2 separate regions of the Homo sapiens genome follow, and region 1 is linked to region 2. The links are chromatin loops, found by intact Hi-C in ENCODE. Cell type or tissue: heart left ventricle. All regions are shown on one strand. Region 1 has its middle 26 kb from the start of ZBP1. Region 2 holds the start of LOC124904938 (a long non-coding RNA gene).

Region 1 (5,000 bases), 210 kb after region 2:
TCCAAAACTGGAATCAGCCAGAAAAATCAATGCTTAATCTGGTGACTTCAAGAGGAACATCGGCCACCACCTCGGAACCTGGACCCAGACCTGGGTTTTTGTAAATACCCCGGCTTGGAGTGAAGTCCTTGTTCAAAGTCCCCCACTGGTTAGTGGGATTCAAACCCCAGCTGAGGTCCAGAGATCGTGCACTTGGTTCTGCGTGGGGGTGCGTGGCAGCCCAGGAAGTGGGTTCAGAGGCTGTGGGGCTTACCGGGCACCTTGATCTTTCCGGACCCAACTGTGGCCCCCAGGGAATCCGAGATGCATCCTGGCTGCCATGGCCCTGGTCCAGGAATCACAGTGGGCTGGGGGGATGGGACCGGCCTGGCTGGGCACAGGGGCCAGAGAAAGGAAGGGAAGAGATGGCACCCAGGGGCCGCCAGCTGAGGGCACAAAGGTGAGAGGACACCGGGCCTTGGGGAGCTCATGGTGCAGTGGGAGAACAAGCGGGATGAGGGTCCCCATGACAAAAGCAGAAACCCAGGCTCGGAGGGTGGCTTGCAGGCAGGTGGCAGAGCAGGGATGCGAAGCCGGGCGAGCCTGCTGCAGCTGCCACCTCTTTGGGTGGGAGCGTGCCTCACTCGAGGGCTTGCTCTCTGTGTGAGGCTTTTTCTTGTCCAACAAACACTCACTTGCTGTGTGTCAGGCCTGTCCAAGCGTGACAGGTGTCCACTCCCTAAAACCCCCATAATAACTCTGCGAGGTCAGTGCTGATGGGAAACCAGGCACGGGGTGGGTGGGCACCTGCCCAGAGCCAAGCAGCCTGGGAGAGGGCTCAGCTACCCAGACAGCTCTGCCGCAGAACAAGGAGGACCAGGAGGCCTCGATTTACCCTTCAGCCCCGGGTCCCACAAAGGGCCAAGGTCAGGAACTGCCCCTTCTCTGTTCTTAATCTCACCCCAGGACCTGGGCCAAGTAAGAGGTGAGTCCCCAAGGCTGCCAGCCACAGCCTGTGTCAGAGCCTCCTGGGGAGGGGCTGCTGAACCCCTGGTCACACCCAACTTCCCCGCACAGCGCCTGGGGGCGGGGCCTTGGAGCTGTGATTTGCATCCAGCTCCTTGGCAGATGTCAGCCACCACTCACACTAGGGTCTTAGTGCAGGCCTGGCCCCCGGAATGGTGCTGCTCGTTTGAGAAGACACGAGTGTCTCAAGCAGAACACGAGGGGCCCATGAGATGTGGGGTAGAGTTTACAGGACACAGAGAGAAACTCCGACTCAGGGAAAGGCCCGGGAGGGCTACAGGGAGGAGGAGGAGGGCAATGGGCCAAGTTAAGAGGCAGGACATCCAGGCAGAAGGCACTGACTGAACGGAGGCCGGGAGGCTGGAGAGGGGTGTTCCTAGCTGCAGTAATTAGATCCTTGGAGCAAACGAGGAAGAAGGTGTAAGAAAAGGAAGATGCGTGGGTCGGGCCAGATCTTGAAAGGCCCCAAGGGACAGGTTAATCGGCCAGGTTTCCACACCCACTGGGCATCAGAGTCACCTGTGGGAGTTCATTCCTTCACTCATTCAAGAGGTGCATATTGAGTGCTACTGTGGGCCAGACATAGTTCTCAGCCCTGGGGAGCCCGTGGGGAACTGACTGATGAGACCCCTACCCTGGTGGAGACAGGAGTGTCATCAGAGGACAGAGACTGTAATTAAAGAAATAGGAAATAAAATAATGGCAGATCCCTCTGAGTGCTCACAAGCAGATAGACCAGGACACAGTAGAGAGCGCCTGGGCTGGGAGAGGGGTCGTTTGAACCGAGTCCCCGAGGTGAGCCAGAGGAGAGGTCTCAGAAGTGGGTGGGAAGCCTCCAGAACAGATGGACCCTGGCAGCCCCTGCAGGGACTGGACCCAAAGCCTCTGAAGGACGCATTGAGGCCATCACCTCTGGGCAGACGGGCATGCGCAGAGCATCACCTGTGCTCCGCAGACGAACGGCCTGACTTGGGATTTGAGGGTCTGCAGAGATGGGGTGGGTGTAGGGGGTCTCAGAATCAGAAACTCTGACCCTGGATGGGACCTCGGGGACCAGCCCCTGGTCCAGGGGTCTGGAACCGAATTGAGGCAGAGGGCGGCATCCTTGCCCCCGCGCCCTCCTGCCCTGCGAATTCTGTGGGCCTTTTTTTTTTTTTGCAAAAACAGATCAAGGGCGCCACCTGGTGGCTAGAGCTGAGGCCGTGGCCGCTTCAGCCCAGGCCGGGGTCCACGGTGGCCAAGGCTCAGTAGGCCGGTCCCTTTAGGTCACTTCCGATTTTGTAGATGTTTGTGGTTACACAATTAATATGTTTACCTTGCAGATACAGTAGAAAACCCAGATAAAGCCAAAAGAAAGCAACCACCTGGAATTTCGCACCCAGAACAAACCTTTCTTCACATGTGCACGGATTTCTTTCTAGACTTTTCTTCATCCATCCAGGCATTTTCATACAAAAAGTGAATCATACCCCACAGAGAGTCTGCAACCTGCCGAGCTGTTTCCCACTCACCGCTAGATCGTGGCTCTCTTTCGTGCCAATGAATATACTTTTACAACATCATTCCTGCAGCTGTGCACGCACTTTGGGTGTGGCCAGAAAGTGATTGAGGTCGACTGAGCCCCTGTAGGTTGGATTTCTTTGGAGCAAAGTGAGTTTTCCAGAGTTTTTTCATTTTGTTTTTGCCTCCCTTGGGGAAGACAGGAACTTCAAAGCCCTCATTTCTCTGGTGCAAAACGGGTTTTGACAAATCCACATTTAGGGGTAAACTTCATGGTGCCAGCCCCCCGCCTCCCTGTGTCTGAAGCTGGGAGCATAGGGGCACTTGCTACTCACCCTGTGAACTGCCCGGGGCCCCTCTTGGAGCCTGAGGGTTTGGTTTACACTGCCTGAAATGGACGCACGGGCAGGTCATATGCTTCACAGGGCTGTTTTGTGTTCAACAGGTGGTCTTTGTAAAGCACTCCACGCAGGGCTCGGCCTGTGGTCAGCCCTTGGTAACTGTCAGCTTTGTTACCATTCAAAGGACCACAGGGTGTGGGACAAGAGCACTGCGGCCCCCCAGGCCTGTGCTCTCGTCACCGGCTGCAGGATGGGGGCCTGTTCTCGTCACCTGCCGAAGGGCTGAAATGCCTCCTTGGGGGTCATGGTGGGGCCTGACTTATTGGGTGCCGAGTTAGATCACCCTTTGCTATTCATGAGGCTGTGGCTGTGCCAGGAACCACGGGCGCTGTGACAACACAGCCACGTCCCCTGACACCCACTGACGTCCCCTGCTCTGGGGCTCTCCACCGATGATCTCATTTAACCCCGTTTTGCGGATGGGAAAACTGAGACTCAGGGATTCAATGACACTTGTAACATCTCACACCTGGTCAGTGGCGGAGCCCTCTGGGGCCCAGGCCTGGCTGCCACTCGGGGAGGTCTTGTTGGGGGCCTCTTTCCTTTGTCAGTGACTCCAGGACCTCTGGGCAGAGTGGGAGGAGGTGACATTCAGCAGAGTGTGGCCGTGGTGCTGTGTGTGTGAGATGGGAAGCAGTTGCCCTGTCTGGAGGCCTGGGCCCTACCTGGGCACTGAGCTGTGTGTATGTGTGTGTGGTGCACGCTGGTGGGGGGTGCTGAGGTTCAAGGTAGCGGGTCACTTGGGCATGTCACAGCACAGAGGGTAAACCCGCTGTCCACCAGGCTTGGGGCAGATATGGCTTCTGAATCCATCCTACCTGAGCACATTGTCAGACTCAAACAAGGAGCTAGACTAGGAGTCAGAGAAGGAGGGGCCAGATGGAGAGAAGGGGGTGGCTCAGGATGGGGCGTGGTGAGGGACCATTACCCACAGCACTGATGCGGCCGCACCAACGAGGCAGGCCCCTGCTAGTTTCATCCTGAACACAGATGATCACCCCATTTTGCACATGTGGAAACGGAGGCGCAGGAGGACTAGGTACTTGCCCAAGGTCACACAGCTAGAAAATGGTTGGGCAAAACCTTGAGTCTGGGGTGGTCCAAGTTTGTATCTTTGGCCCTACACTGTTGTGTAGACCTGGGAGGCATCCACCCACTTGGTGAGCCAGAGAGGGGCCTGTGGGCTGACTGTAAGCTCAAATGGGCCCTCTCTTCAGGTCCTGCAAATGAGGCACCGCCCCACCTCCCTACCTCCCAGACAGGGGTTGATGATGTGGGTTTTCTTCCACACTTGGAGGTCGACTGTACTCATTTTGTGCCCTGGGTTTAATCCTAGAGGGCCATTCACTGGCTGTGTGACCTTGGGCAAGTAGCTTAACCTCTCTGTGCCTCAGTTTTCTCCATGTGAAACGGGGTAAAGATTCCTTTCTTCGTGGAGTCGGTGGGAGGATGAAGTGAGTTAGTGCCTGCGGGAGTCCGGGGGGCATCAGCTCCCGCAGGGTCGGGACTTCGATGCCACAGATGGGCTTGCAGGTAGGGTCCTTGGGAGTCACGCAGGAGCTGGACTGGGGACTTGAGCGGGGGTACCCAGGTTGCAGGGGTGTTCCCCACGATAGAAGAAAATCAGCCTCTGAAGGGTGCTGGGTTTGTGCTCCTTCCCCCAAATTTGGGGCACGGGCATCAGCCAGAAAGGAGCCCGCCCCCGGCCCGGGAGGGCAGAACAGGAACTTTCACCTGGGGCCTGTGGACCGGCTGCAGGCTTATGTGCACCACCCCGGAACCGTGGGGGAAACACGTGTGTCTGGCTGCTTTGTGGGGAAGGAACAGGAGGGGGTCACACGGGATCCCCCCCACCCCGCCTGACCCCACCTCAGGCCCTGGAAGTTTCCGAGCCCAGCCTGGTGAGCGGCGGCCGGCGGCGTGCGGCCAGCAGAGGGCGCTCGGGCCAAGGCTGTGAAAGGCCGGCTCCGCGCTCCTCCCCTCCAGGCCGCCCCTGCAGTCGAGACCTGCGGAGGGCGCGGGCGGGGGCTGGCTTGGCCCTAACTCTCCGGGAGCCCGGGTGGGGCCGCTGGGGTCACAGCTGGGGCCACAGCT
Region 2 (5,000 bases):
CAGACCCACCCACTCTCCAGCCCTGTTTTTTTAGCCCGAAAACTTATTTTTTAGAGATAAAAAAGCAGGTGCACTAGAAAAATATCTGAATTTTCAGGTTAACGGTTTCCAGCTCATTTTCCTCTTCACTTTATGAATCAAGCCTGTGGTCTTATCAACGTGGGGAAGATCTAGCTAGCATAAGACTGCTGTGAGGGGAGATTGAAGCTTGATTATCTCAGCAGCCAACTTTCATATTCAGCTTTAGCTTAGCCAGAGTTTCATTGTTTTTACCACCCCTAGTGACGGGCTAGGGTGGAAAATGAGTCTAAATTGCAGGCCTTTTAGAGTGCGCTTTCCCAGGATGGGACCTTGCCACCTCCCCAAGGGGATAGTTTTTGTAATTGGCAAATTTAAAACATTTGCATAAATCCAAGATTGGACTGGGCTGTCAGAACCTGGGAGGGAGCTCTGCTGCCACCAGGATGTGAACCCTAGATGAGGCCCAGGCTCATTTCTCTGCTGCCCAGGACCTAAAGCATAAAAGCACACTACATGTTTGCTAATGAGGATCTAGGAAGTATTCACTGAGATCGTTAAGCTTCTTCAAATATTTATGTTCATGTTTCCTAAAATGCATATGAAGTCTTAGAGGAACTCTTCATCTTAAACTTCAGCATCTTTGCAGGCACCTGTAAGTTGCATGCAGTAGGTGCTCATTAAGTATTCATAAGTTTGATGGCATCTTCTACTTCAAAGAGATACTAGTGTAATCTTGGCTCTTTGTTTCACTAAATGTCAAGCCGTCCTGCCATTAAATATTGACTGCACACCCTGTTAAGAGCTGCTTTCGTTGAAAGTAAAGTATATAAACCTCATGGAGAAGACAAATTGTGTTCTTTCACTTAATTTTTTCCAACATATGAAAATTTTAAAACATCCACAAAAGTGGAAAGGGTTTTGGCAGTGAACATACACCTGCCATCTGCCTGCCACCAGGATGCCACCATGAACACTCACCTTTCCCTTGATTTTCTGCTTGGTTTTGCCTGGCTTTCCTCCCAGTCTTTGTTGTAACATCGCTTCCTTGGTTCCTCACTGTGGGAACAGGGCCTCATGGGAAGAACTTTGTGTAAAGATGCTGCTGCAACAAGGTGGCAGGGATTTAGGGTGGGCACAGGAAGGTGCACTCGGTTCCTGTCATGTTTGGTTGGAAGCAGGATGGAGCTGTGGTGGGTTTGTGTGAGACACCTGTCTGTGAGCCTGTGCTCACGTGTGTGCACGTGTGCATGTGAGCCTGCCTGTGAAAACCCTCTCAGTCAAAGGGGCCAGCTGAACCCGCCTGCCTCACCCCGTTTTCGGGTTAGCTTCACACCAGAGATCCTCTGGCAGAGGAAGAACAAAGGATGCGGCAAGTGCCTGGCCTGCTGGCAGTGAGCTTGCTGACTTTCACCAGAAAATCACCACCAAGAGAAGGTAAACAGCAAGGGCCAGGCGTGGTGGCTCACGCCTGGAGTCTCAGCACTTTGGGAGGCCAAGGCGGGAGGATCACTTGAGGCCAGGAGTTCCAGACCAGCCTGGGCAACAAAGCAAGACCCTGTCTCAAAGAAATTTTATTGAGTCATGTAGGAAATGTTTGTTTTTCTCATTCAACCAAAATTTTCGTCTCTTTTGGAGGAGAGACTCTAAAACATGAACTAAACACATGTTCTTGAACACTCGGGAGTGCCTAAGCCAGCCTTTTCCGAATTCACTCATGACCCATTCGTAGGTTGTGAAATGAACGTAGTTGTTGCAGTGAGCGTTTCTTTTAGTGGAGCCACACAAAATCACAGAATCTATGTATGTATGAGATATTTTCATATCCTGGGGTGGGATTCTTCTCTGTGCCTGTCACTTTTTGTATGGTTTAGGATGAGTTCTTAGCTTCGGTGACCTCAAGTACTAAGCCATAACTGCACTTGAGGTCTCCCCAAAATGGGAGGGATGATTATATTAATTATATTTGAAATAACCTTATAACATTGCAATTAAGAACAGGGGGCTGGGTGCGGTGGCTCATGCCTGTAATCCCAGCACTTTGGGAGGCCGAGGCAGGCGGGCCACTTGAGGCCGAGAGTTCCACACCAGCCTGGCCAACAAGGCAAAACCCGTCTCTACTAAAAATACAAAAATTTGCTGGGCACGGTGGCACCTGCCTGTAATCCCGGCTACTGGGGAGGCTGAGGCGTGAGAATTGCTCAAGTGCTTGAGCCCAGGAGGTGGAGATTGCAGTGAGCCTAGATCACGACAGAGTGAGACCCCGTCTCAAAAAACAAAAAAACATGTACTTGAAATTGGACTGCCCACCTTCAATTCCAACTCTGTCACCAACTTTGCTAACATGTGATTTACCCTTTGTTTAAGCCTGTGATTTAACCCTCTGAGCCTCAGTGACCTCATCTGTAAAATGGGAGACATTAAAAGTAGCTATCATAATGGTTGTGTGAGTAGTCAAAGAGTTAAAGCGTAAAAGTGCCCCTGTGGCTGGCCCGTGATGTGGAGTTTGAATGTAGCTGCTACTACGAGTGCCAGTGAGGATGACATCCATGAGAAGTCTCCTGCTCAATGGGGCTGTGCTGTCGGTATACAGGCGGGACAAAAAGGTCCAGAGACCAAGTGACTGGAGATCTTGCTTGTCTCTAAGATTCTTTCCCCAGGAGCCGGGTGTTGTGCTTAGGTCTGGCCAGCAGATGGCGCGAATGGCCCCAATGCCAACATTGGAGCATGTGTTTCTGTGTTCAGTTTCACAGACTTGAGTTCATTAAAAGAAATGAAGTGTTGGCCACCCCCTTCCATTTTTTGTTGTGTTGCTAAGCTTTTAGGATATTTGGGAAGTAGAATCAAAACATTGCTTATGCTGTCAGAAGAATCGTCTTAAAAATAACACACTTAGATTGAAGGCCTCCTTGGAAAATGCTAAAGGAGATAATTTGTCAGAGGTGGGACCCTGATTTTTCTGTTTCAAACTTAATGTCCGCGATGGTTTCCTCGTGGAACACTGAAGCCTTGGCGCCCGCGGTGTGGGGGCCTCTGAGCACTCCCGTGCCCCATAGCATCATCCCTGCCGTGATATGGGAAACACAAATCCCTGGTGGTGGCAAACAGGTCACTTTAAGACTCGTGTTAGTAACTTTGAGGCTCTGTGGCCCGTTGGAATTGAGATGTAAACCTAAAACAGCAGATTTCAAAGGCTTAGCGCCAAAAAAAATGAACTAAACACATGCTCTTGAAATTAATGTAAATGCCATTAATTTTCATACCAATTACACATTCAAATGATACTATTTTGGATAATTTAACTTTCCCCTGCTTATATTTGTTAAAATGTGGCTACTGGAAATTGTAGATTCCATTCGTGGCTCATGTTGTATTCATCTTTCTCTGGGACATCACTGCACTAGGTCATCTGACTTTTGGAGGTGTCACCCACCACTCCACACCAAATATTAAAATGCACCCACATCCTGCTTTAAATACACATTGTTTTGAAGGCAAATTCTTTGAAAAACTTTCCTATTTTACTTCTGAAATGATTTGGCCGTAAGCGTACACTCCATGTTGATTTCTTAATCATGACCTCGAATAATAGGGAATTTCTCACAAAGTGCAGCGTTTCCTACAAAGCTACAAATTGTTTTCAAATTGATTGGATATTAGAACACTAAATAGTTTGTGAGGTCTCCAGTATTACATTTGTAGGCCTTTACTTAAACGGATTAATTTGGGGATTTTTCTTGTTTGTTTTTGGTTTTTTTGGGGGGAGGATAGCATCTTGCTGTATCTCCCAGGTTGGAGTGCAGTGGTGCAATCTCGGCTCACTGCAGCCTCTGCCTTTCGGGCTCAAGTATCCTCCCACCTCAGCCTCCTGAGTAGCTGAGACTACAAGTGTGCACCACCACACCAGGCTCTGTTTTTTATTTATTTTTTATTTTTTTGTATTTTTGGTGGATACAGGGTTTTACCGTGTGTGCCCAGGCTGATCTCAAACTCCTGCGCTCAAGCAGTCCTCCCGCCTTGGCCTCCCAAAGTGCTGGTATTACAGGTGTAAGCCACCACACCCAGGCTGGGGTTGTTGTTTTTAAATATCTTCAAGCCAGTTCTCTTTTTCTTTCTTTCTACCTCTCTGCCCTTCAACATTTTTGTAGGCTCTTAAAAAGCTGTATAAGCCCCAGACCCCAGGGCCTGGCTATAGTGTTTAGGAAAGGCAGTCTCAACACAAGCATTGTATTTCCTTGCAAGGTACTGGCTTGTTAATCAGAGCCTGGCAATGTTTCACAGCTCTGCGAGGTCTTCCTGCTCACTGCGGTTCCCCTATCTCACGGCCTACATTTATCCCACGGAGATGGGAGAAGCCAGGAGAGGTTGTGGCTGCACCTTTGAGGGTTTTATTATGACAGGTGTTAGGTCACTGTAAGGCAAATATGGGCAGTGTAAACAGTTTCGTAGCCGACTGTGTGAGTTTTTACACTTTATTGAAGTGTGACATATAAAAGGCTGTACATATTTAACTTATACAACTTGATGAGTTTGGAGATAAACATACACCCATGAAACCATCACCACAGTCTAAGAGCCTATTGTGAATTTTGCATCAATCTATTGAAAAATATTTTTTCAGGTGAGGGCTGTTTCGAAAGCCAATGAGAAACACCTGTTGCATACTTGCTTAAAATGTAAATCGGCTCCCGAAAAAGAACTGACCTGCATTCTTAATCTTTTATTCTTTTTCCCTCCTGACTGTGGTGCAGAGGAGGCAGTATGGGAGGAGACAAAGCTCAAAGAAGGCACTGACAATCCCCAGCATCCTACGGGCCCGAATCCACACTGCGGATTCCGTCAGCTCACTGGCGGCAGCACTCTCTGGTGTCTTTTTTTTTTTTTTTTTTTTTGAGACTGAGTCTCGCCCTGTCGTCCAGGCTGCACTGCAGTGGCGTGATCTCAGCTCAGTGCGCCCTCTGCCTCCCGGGTTCAGGCGATTC

Evidence for each region. Peaks named below come from ENCODE experiments on the same cell type or tissue, not always from the same donor. Only the 100,000 strongest peaks of a DNase experiment are listed, where the experiment ranks them.
Region 1: it touches region 2 in a loop (5-fold over the local background); 72 of 110 quality-filtered maps call a loop at or near these places.

What each region holds. Positions count from the first base shown.
Region 1 is chr20:57,592,294-57,597,293 of GRCh38, forward strand. No RefSeq gene overlaps it. Among named protein-coding and RNA genes, the nearest start is that of ZBP1, 26 kb to the right of the region's middle. RefSeq lists silencers at 4,699-4,758, 4,779-4,952. In heart left ventricle, CTCF peaks have their summits at 2,211 (motif pointing left) and 4,813 (motif pointing right); DNase peaks (open chromatin) are centred at 2,190 and 4,848.
Region 2 is chr20:57,379,250-57,384,249 of GRCh38, forward strand. RBM38-AS1 (RBM38 antisense RNA 1) reads right to left here. Exons shown (of 2, transcript NR_149006.1): 2 at 4,911-5,000. It overlaps LOC124904938 (a long non-coding RNA gene), which reads right to left and starts at 3,355. Exons shown (of 2, transcript XR_007067671.1): 1 at 1-3,355. RefSeq lists an enhancer at 2,524-2,818. In heart left ventricle, a CTCF peak has its summit at 2,711 (motif pointing right); a DNase peak (open chromatin) is centred at 2,712.